Regions from separate parts of the Homo sapiens genome. Here region 1 is linked to region 2. A link is an interaction called in ENCODE POLR2A ChIA-PET data of the cell type or tissue named here. Cell type or tissue: B cell. All regions are shown on one strand. Links, peaks and the distances in the headings refer to the core of each region. The heading gives the core; the rest is flanking DNA. Region 1 overlaps RCSD1 (RCSD domain containing 1). Region 2 overlaps MPZL1 (myelin protein zero like 1).

The links. Peaks named below come from ENCODE experiments on the same cell type or tissue, not always from the same donor. Only the 100,000 strongest peaks of a DNase experiment are listed, where the experiment ranks them.
Region 1: POLR2A ChIA-PET joins it to region 2 with 6 read pairs; 2 of 35 experiments call an interaction of 5 or more read pairs at or near these places.

The regions. Positions count from the first base shown.
Region 1 is chr1:167,692,533-167,696,922 of GRCh38, reverse strand. It overlaps RCSD1 (RCSD domain containing 1), which reads right to left. Exons shown (of 7, transcript NM_052862.4): 5 at 2,621-2,824. Among named protein-coding and RNA genes, the nearest start is that of TRP-CGG1-1, 20 kb to the left of the region's middle. In B cell, for the core only: no CTCF peak of the experiment used is centred there; no DNase peak of the experiment used is centred there; H3K27ac peaks cover 780 bases.
Region 2 is chr1:167,761,026-167,765,415 of GRCh38, reverse strand. The region is part of intron 1 of MPZL1 (myelin protein zero like 1); the gene reads right to left. Among named protein-coding and RNA genes, the nearest start is that of MPZL1, 41 kb to the right of the region's middle. In B cell, for the core only: no CTCF peak of the experiment used is centred there; no DNase peak of the experiment used is centred there.

The sequences.
Region 1 (4,390 bases), core at 179-4,178, 68 kb after region 2:
GGGATTGTGAAATCACATGGTGACCTGCAGACTTTTATTTTGTGAAGATGCAAATGCTTTCCATTCAGTAAAAAACAAAAACAAAAACTCATGATTTTATTGCACTGTAAAACATTAATCAGTTCGGTGTCTAATTTAGTAATTTTATTCTGACACTTAAAAAAAAATTCTTGCCGGGCATGGTGGCTCACACATGTAATCCAGCACTTTGGGAGGCTGAGGCAGGAGGATCGCTTGAGCTCAGGAGTTCAAGATCAGCCTGGGCAACGTAGCGAGACTCCATCTCTACTGAAAGTAAGAAAAATTAGCTGGGGGTGCTGGTGCATGCCTGTGGTCCCAGCTACTTGGGAGGCTGAGATGGGAATATAGCTTGAGCCTGGGAGATTGAGGCTGCAGTGAGCTGTCATCACACCATGGCACTTCAGCCTGGGCAGCACAGAAAGACCCTGCATTAAAAAAAAAAAAAAGAAATTGTCTAATTATCTATAAATAACCAGTTCTTCAAATGCTGTTTGACTAAGTTTTACCATCTTACAAGTTTCCTCATAAATTGACATATTGAATAAAATCTCTATTTTGCATAAGAGTCAGACTTTTATCTTGTGAAGATGCAAAATGCTTCCTATCCAGTAAAAAAGATAACTTATGATTTTATTGCACTGTAAAATTTTGAAAAATTTGAAAATTGTACTTTTGAAAATTATACTTTGACAAAGATGAATCGCACCGAGAAGAGGGTTAGAGACCTGCTGACGGCCAGGCCCTGGTGCAGGGACCTCAGGGGTGCTGAGCTGGAGACCTGGTGACCAGCTTCCTCTCTTGCCTAACTCTGTCCTTCCTGCCCCCGTGAAGTTGGCGGATACTGGGAAACCTGAGCAGCCAGATTCCTTTGCTTCTAGAACTCAGGTCCACCACTGTCAGAAGCTGTTTCTCAGGAGCACCAGCAGAGCTGCCTGAAGGTGATCTCTCTGGGAAGCATGTGATTCTCAGAATCAGGCCTCTTCTCAGCTTATCAGACTTAGTCAAAGGTGCAATGGAAATGTTCACATCAGATACCCTACCTACTAGAGTGATGCATCCTTTAAAAATCAGTATATAAGTGGGCTGGGTGTGGTGGTGCCCGCCTGTAATCCTCGCACTTTGGGAGGCATAGGCCAGCAGATCACTTGAGCCCAGAAGCTGCAGGAGCCTGGTTGAAGACATGGCAAAACCCTGTCTCTACAAAAAATACAAAACAAGGTGTGGTGGTGCATGCCTGTAGTCCTAGCTACTAGGAGGCTTGCCTGAGCCCAGGAGGTGGGGGTTGCGATGAGCCAATATCGCACCACTGCACTCCAGCCTGGGTGACAGAGGAAGACCTTGCCTCAAAAAAAAAAAAAAAAAATTAGTGTGTAAAATAAATTTTTGTAAATGTTATTTTCCCACTGATTTACATTTTGGTATTTGTCAATCCTAGTTCCCCATCTAAGAAGTATGGAATGAATACTTGGTTTATCAGGGCCTCCCAAGCCCTTTCTTGAGACCATGATTGGGCCAGCTCTGGAAGGTATCAAGGCCCCAGCCCTCATGACCAGCAGGGTTCCAAAATAACTTCCTCTTGCTGCTGTCAGAAGGCTGAAGCCTCCAGGCATTATGACCAGGCAGCAGCTCCTCCCTCCCTGCCTCACCCTGTGAGAAGATGCGGCTCTCTCTGAAGGTTCCTCTCTGCCTTCAGGGGTCTCCATCACCCTGGCTGGGGGACTTCCACTCTGGCCCTAGCCGGCAGGCTCAAGCCTGCCTGAACCCCTCCTTACCACTAGTTTATTTCCTTGAGTCCTCCCTGTTTTTACACATTTGATTTTTTTTTTGCTAGCTGGACTTCCTAGAATGGCCTAGAAGATCTCATTTCTCCATCATTAATTTTAAGCCACACCCATTTAGCATTCTCTGGCACCAGACCCCAAGAAGTCTTGGCCCCTGCTTGGCCCTGGCACACATTTGTTGGCTACCTGCTTGGCCCCTATCTCTGATCCTTACCTCCTCCCAGCAGGGCGAGGGATGTGATGAAAGCTCACACAGAGGATCAGGGTTGCATCTGTAGAAATGCACCCTGCCATGTCATTTTTGCAAAGGGAACAGTTTGGATGTTCTTTAACTGGGGCAAGCTGCAGGAAGAATGATTTGAGTCCACACTGGGACACTTAGGGCTATTCACACCAGGCCAGACAGGACGTTTTGGAGTTCTAGGGATGCTGCCCAGCATTCTGTGCAAATCACTGATCAGGCCTTTAGCTTTTGCGTTCAGCTTTTGACATTAATGAACTATGCAGCTGGGATCAATCCTGAATTTCCATACCTTTCTCCACAAAGGAGAGAGCACGCCATCCCCCAGGCTTGTCTTGGGGTTGAATGGCACAGTTACAGCAAGGGGAGATGAGCCAGTCAGTCGAGGAAAAAGGTGATCCTAGTTCAGGGATCATTTGCAAAGGAGAGGAGAAATTTCACTTGGGTTAACACGCAGCTCTGACAGTAACTCCGAATGTTTCCTCCTTTCTCCAGGACAACAGGGTAGAGAAAATTCAGGGGTGCCAGTGCCCACATTTCCACAGACACACCGCCATAATCTGGAGCTAGAATTTACCTTGTTGTAACAGGGCAGATGACTGCCTTCAGGGGGCTGGTCGAAGCTGACAGGCACCTCCTCTGCCTCGCTGGGCCTAGATCGCACACCAGGGCTGCTGGGGGTAGAAGGTGGGCTGTGAAATGGCGACACCATAGCCTTGAGTCCAGGACTCTTGGGTGAGGCCCCAGGCAGTAGAGCAGCTGGGTCAAAGGTTAAATTGGCCTGTCAAGAAAAGATGAACAATTTCAAATAGGACTAGGGAGAAGATCAGAGCCTCTACTTTAGCTTGTTGGTTATCTGGCCTCAGGCCTGGTTGAGACTAGGTAACACCAGGCTTTTCATGCTACTTCCCAACCCATTATCCACTGTCCCATCATGGCCTGCTCTTGGAAGCATTGCCTACTCTATCCTCCTCTGCTACCTGGCTTGCCACAGGCTGCATTCCAAAATGCTCAGCCAGCACTGACGAGGATCCAACAAAAATTTCCCAGAACAAGCTCAACTTATCAACAAAGTGGCGAAGCAGCAACTGCCAGGAGCACCTGTGGCACCAGGATCTCACAGGAAGTCAGGCTCTGTGATCCCCTTTCTCATCAGAGTCAATAGTACTCACTCCCACTAGATGCCTACTATTGCAGGGCACATGTAGCTGTGTCCTCCACAGCAACCCCACACGTTCAGCTGTGTTCTCATTGCACAATCAAGAAAGTAGCTAAGGGATCTGCCCTGAGATTCACACCGGGTCTGATTCTCCCTCAGCCTCCAGGTATCAGGTTCCCTCTTAATAGACGGCAGAGTGGTGGACACAGTAGGCCACTGAGCTCCAGGACGAAGGCAGTGGGACACACCATAGTATGAGCCACCACTTGGGGTATCAAGGTACAGGTGTGACCCGATCAAAATGAAAGGCAGCCAAATGGGAGAGTCACCCAAAGGTAACGAAAGCCTCAGGGAGTCTTGAGTTTGGTTGGGGAGGAGGCAGGTGGTCCCAGATGCCCGAAGGCGTCCATGGGGAGAACGTGCGTGAGAGTCCGATCCTCTTTAAGGCCATCTAGGGTGCTTCTCCTGCCCTCTGCATTCCCAAATCACCACAGAGCTGCGTCCTGCAGACCCTGTGGCAGTGCCGAACCAGGAGACAGAGCCTCTTTGAGACTTCACAGAGAAGGGATGGAGTGTGAGGGGCAGACGGTGCAATGGGAAGTACATGGGTTTTCCATACCGACAGATCTGACTTTAAATACTGGATCTTTCACTTAATAGCAGTGTGACCTTCAGGCCTTCAGCAAGTCCAACAGCCTTTCCGAATCTCAGATTCTTTGTCTGTCCAAACCTTTTGGCCTGACTTCCAAAGTCTTTTCTATCTGGTCCCTGTGTACTCTCTCCTGCCCCATACTCACACCCTCTCCCTCCCAGCTCCCCTTGGCCACCTTCCCACCTCCTACCAGCCAGACTCTGCTGTCCTGGAGAACTCCTATGTATACTTTAGGACTTGCAGACTTGAAAGCATTGCACACGTTTAGAAGGGTGTTAGTGTTTTCATTGTGATCTTAATAAAGAAGGTATCATACAGACAAGACTGAGTCATGGTAAGAGTTCAGTATATAAAATACGAAAGTTAAATAGCATACTAGCCCAAACCATGTCAAAAAGCAGCATATGAAGCTGGGTGCAGTGGTGTGTGCCTGTAATCCCTGCTACACAGGAGGCTGAGGTGGGAGGATTGCTTGAGCCCAGGAGTTTGAGACTTTGAGTCCATCCAGGGCAACAAAGCAAGACCTTGTCTAAAAA
Region 2 (4,390 bases), core at 242-4,241:
GCACTATAAACAGAATAATTGCTGACAGTTTAGGTTTGTATTGCTTTTTAGTTAAGATATTTTTATTAGTCTGGTTATATTGAATTTTTTTTTTAAACTAATAGACTTTTTAAAGAGCAGTTTCAGGTTTACAGAAACATTGAATAGAAGGTAGAATTCTCATATTCCCTCACTCTCCCATGGCCAACCTGTTTCTCCTATTATTAACATCTGGCATTAGTGTTATACGTTTGTTTTAATTGATGAGCCAATATGGTTACATCATTGTTAACCACAGTCCATAGTTTACATTAGGATTTGTGTTAGTGTTGTAGATCTTATGGATTTTGACAAAGGTGAATAGTGACGTCTCCACCATTACAGTATCATACAGAATAGTTTCACTCCCTAAGCATCCCCTGTGCTACACCAATTTATTCCTGCCGTCCTTCCCCCCACACCCCTGGCAAACACTGACCTTATACTGTCTCTATAGGTTTGCCTTTTCTAGAATGTTATCTAGTTAAAATTATACAGCATGTAGCCTTTTAAGGTTGCCTTCTTTCACTTAGTAATATGCACTTAACTTTCTTCCGTGTCTTTTTGTGGCATAATATCTCATTTCTTTTTATTGCTGAATAATATACAAATTGTATGGATGTACCACAGTTTATTCATTCACCTACTGAAGGACTTCTTGGTGGCTTCCCTGATGGTCTATTTTTAATGAGGTGATGGGCATATTTTTATTTCTTTAAGTAGTTCTCATGCTTATCTGTTACGCAATTGTTATCACACTGAACTTTTCTCATCATCCATATGTAATGCAATTAAAACTATCCTAAGATATAACTTCATTTTAAAGCCACATTTATTATTTAACTGATCCTTTTCTTATAAAGAACTTAAGGAAGAAAAATGCATGTTTTGGTTTTGTTAGTGCAATCATACCTACCATAAGATTTCACTGTGCTAGGTAAGTAAACAGCTGATTACACCGTATATCACATTTTCATTTCACCCATCAAGTTTTGTCAGTTAGCCTAAGCCCAGGAAATAGTAATTGAAATGTGTCTACCACTTAGAATATAAAAATGGCTCTTTTTTCAAGATCTGCAATAGTAGGCAACTGCAGGAATTGTTAAGGATTGCTGTTAAAAGTATTTGCCAAATTCTTAAAGATTGCTAATTTGAACATACTGCTATAAAAGAAATGCTTTCACAGACAAAATGAAAGTCAGAAAAAAAAAACTTATTTGGCCCAAAATTGGTAACTTAAAAATACCCATCTTCCATATTTTTTAAAGAAATCGTTTGGAATAAATATCTGCAGTGTTGCAATAATTCTTAGAATGTAACAGACGGGCAGAATAAGGAAGAGTATTGTCAGCCAGGACTGATGGTCATTTTCAGAATTTTTTCTCCTTGAAGACTTAACTGACTCTCAGCCAAGGAGAACAAGAGTACTCCCCCATTCCTCCCAACCATCTTGCAAATGTTTATTCTCAGGACATAATGGGCACTTTTGGCTATTCTTTTAAATAAACTGATAGCCATACTGCATCAAGCAGATTTTTTTTTCTGCGAAAGAGGGTGGATTATTATTACAGGGAACAATAGATTATTATTTGCGGTCCAAACCTCAAAACAAGCATTTCTTTCAGAGGAGATGCAAACAAAAGAGTTCCTTGCTATTGTGGGTACGCAGAAAAGCAGCCCCAGGGCACTTGAGTTCAAAATGAAGGACAAAGCACAAGACTAGACTAGTGGACCAGCTTATTCCAGGAAGCAGCACTGGCTTGCAACCCTTATTCACTCTGTGTGATTTTGACTAGTTTTCTCCATGGTGATGAGTACTGGAAAGCCACAGTCTCTAAAAGTCTATAAATAAAGTTTCTCAAGGATTTTCTTTTCTTTCTTTCTTTTTTTTTTTTTTGAGACCGAGTCTCAATCTTGTCACTCAGGCTGGAGTGCAGTGTTGCAACCTCCGCCTCCTGGGTTCAAGCAATTCTCCTGCCTCAGCCTCCCGAGTAGCTGGGATTACAGACACCCACCACGACGCCCAGCTAATTTTTGTATTTTTAGTAGAGACGGGGTTTCACCATGTTGCCCAGGCTGGTCTCGAACTCCTGACCTCAGGTGATTCACCAGCCCCGGCCCCCCCAAAGTGCTGGGATTACAGGCGTGAGCCACCGCACCCAGCCTTCTTCAAGGATTTTCTTAAACCAGATCCCTTCCTCGAGGCCTAGCTGCAAGACTTGTCATCCCGAGACATTATTTAAAGATGGAATTAGACCAAGTGTCCAAGTTTACAGTCACAGAATTTTGAGCAAAAAGACTAACCAAATTCCCAAATGGCTTTTAGGCATCTATTTAAGACACAGATTTCATTATACCAAAGTTAGGTAATAAACAGGTGGCTTTTTAAAAAACACACAACACTCTTTGGCTAATCTGAACGTGTAGCTCTTAGCCAGGATTATGAAATCCAAAGCTAGCCCATCAGCTAGCTCAAGAAAAAGAAAATGATGCCACACACTGAGAAATTAACTTCCTCCCATCCCTGGCTATCTACACTTTTCTCTAATACTACTCTTGTCATCATTTTTGGAGATTTCATCAGTTGTAAGATAAACCTTCTAAAACCCTAGTCTGTTTATCTTCTCCAATAATCTGGGTAAGATCAGGCCTACCCCAGCCACTCATTTCTATGGTCATACCTGTTCAATCAAGTTTAGCCTAAAGCTGCCTCCTTACATATTTTAAGTTCAGCCTAAGGGTTTTTCTGTACACTGTGAACTATAACAAGTGTAGGTGTAAACAGGCCGTAGCCAATCACCTTGGGCCAAGCACCGAGTTTTGGCCAATCAAATGTAGCCAACTGTTCAAATTGTGTTCAAGTAAGGCAAATGCTGAGCTATAATCAATGCAGCTGTTTCTGTACCTCACTCCCGTTTTCTGTACATCACTTTCCTTTTTCTGTCCATAAATCTTCTTCCGCCACGTGGCTGCGCTGGCGTCTCTGAGCCTACCTTGGCTCAGAAGGCTGCCCAATTCGCAGTTCATTCTTTGTTCAGTTAAACTCCTTTAAATTTAATTCAGCTGAAGTTTTTCTTTTATACCCTAAACCAGGGCTTCTCAACCTCAGCACTACTGACAACTGCCACAGACAATCCTTTGTTGTGGGAAACTGTGCTATACCTTGTAGGATGTTGAGCAGCACCCCTGGCCTCTACTAGATGACAGCAGTATCTCCTCTGCCTCCAGTTGTGACAACCAAAAATGTCTCCAGACATTGCAAATGCCTCCTCAGAGGTGAAATCCCCCCAGTTGAGAATCACTAGCTCTAGACCCAATCATCAGTACCTGCACCCACTCCAGAATCGTAGTTTCAGGCTTCTCTACTCCCTAATTGACCACCTCTTAGCTTTCCAATATCCTCCAAAACCCTGAGTTCACTGATCCCTAAGCTGCATCAGAAACTAAAATCCCAGCATGTCTTCATTTGCCTTACTCAGACTAAACCCCATAGGCCACCATTATACTCACCCCCTTGCATACACAATCAGCTCTCTTGCCTCTCCCTTCAGGGCCTTCACCTGGAACCTCTATCCTGGTTAAATTCAATTCTCTATCCACTATGCATCTCCACCAGGGTGGCTGACCACAGCTGGACAAAAGCACACAATCCCACTGACTATTTTCGCCTTAAATGTATGGTCACTAACCTTAAAGGGACTCTTAATGCTGTCTAGCAATCCACCCACATTGCCCTAATCCATCTGCTTTCCATTTCCCTAGAGGACTAGTTTAAACCTTCCTCTCTAACCTCAAATTTCCACTTCCTCTGGTTTCTCACTCCCAGCTAATGACTGAGCTGCTTATTTCACCGAGAAAACAGAAGCAATGAGAAGAGAACCTCCCTATGTCCAGACACCATAGCTACCCACCTCCCTGCATCTGTGCCCATTCTGCTTTCCCTGCACTCCTATGTAGAAAGTGTCTGTCTGCATCCCTCTCCAGGATGAACCTCTCCACTGCACATTGCATCTCATCTCTTGCCTACCTAAGGACATTTATTGATCCAGCAATTCTCCCTCTTCTGAATTTTTCACTCACTACTGAATTACCACCAGCAGCAATATAAACATACATATTTATATTTATATCCCAGGTTTAGAGAAAAAAAACCTTGACCCTGCATCTCCCTGCAGCTCTGGCCCCTTTGTCCTCCTTTATTTTATCAATCTTGAAAGAACTGTCTGTACACACTGTGTCCAATTTCTCTCCTCTTCTGTTCTCTTGGATAAATCCAATTTAGGCTTTCATCTCCGTTACTCCATAGAAACTGTTTTTGTTAAGGAATGCAATGACCTCCATGGTTAATTCTCAAATCTTGTCTTATTGCCCT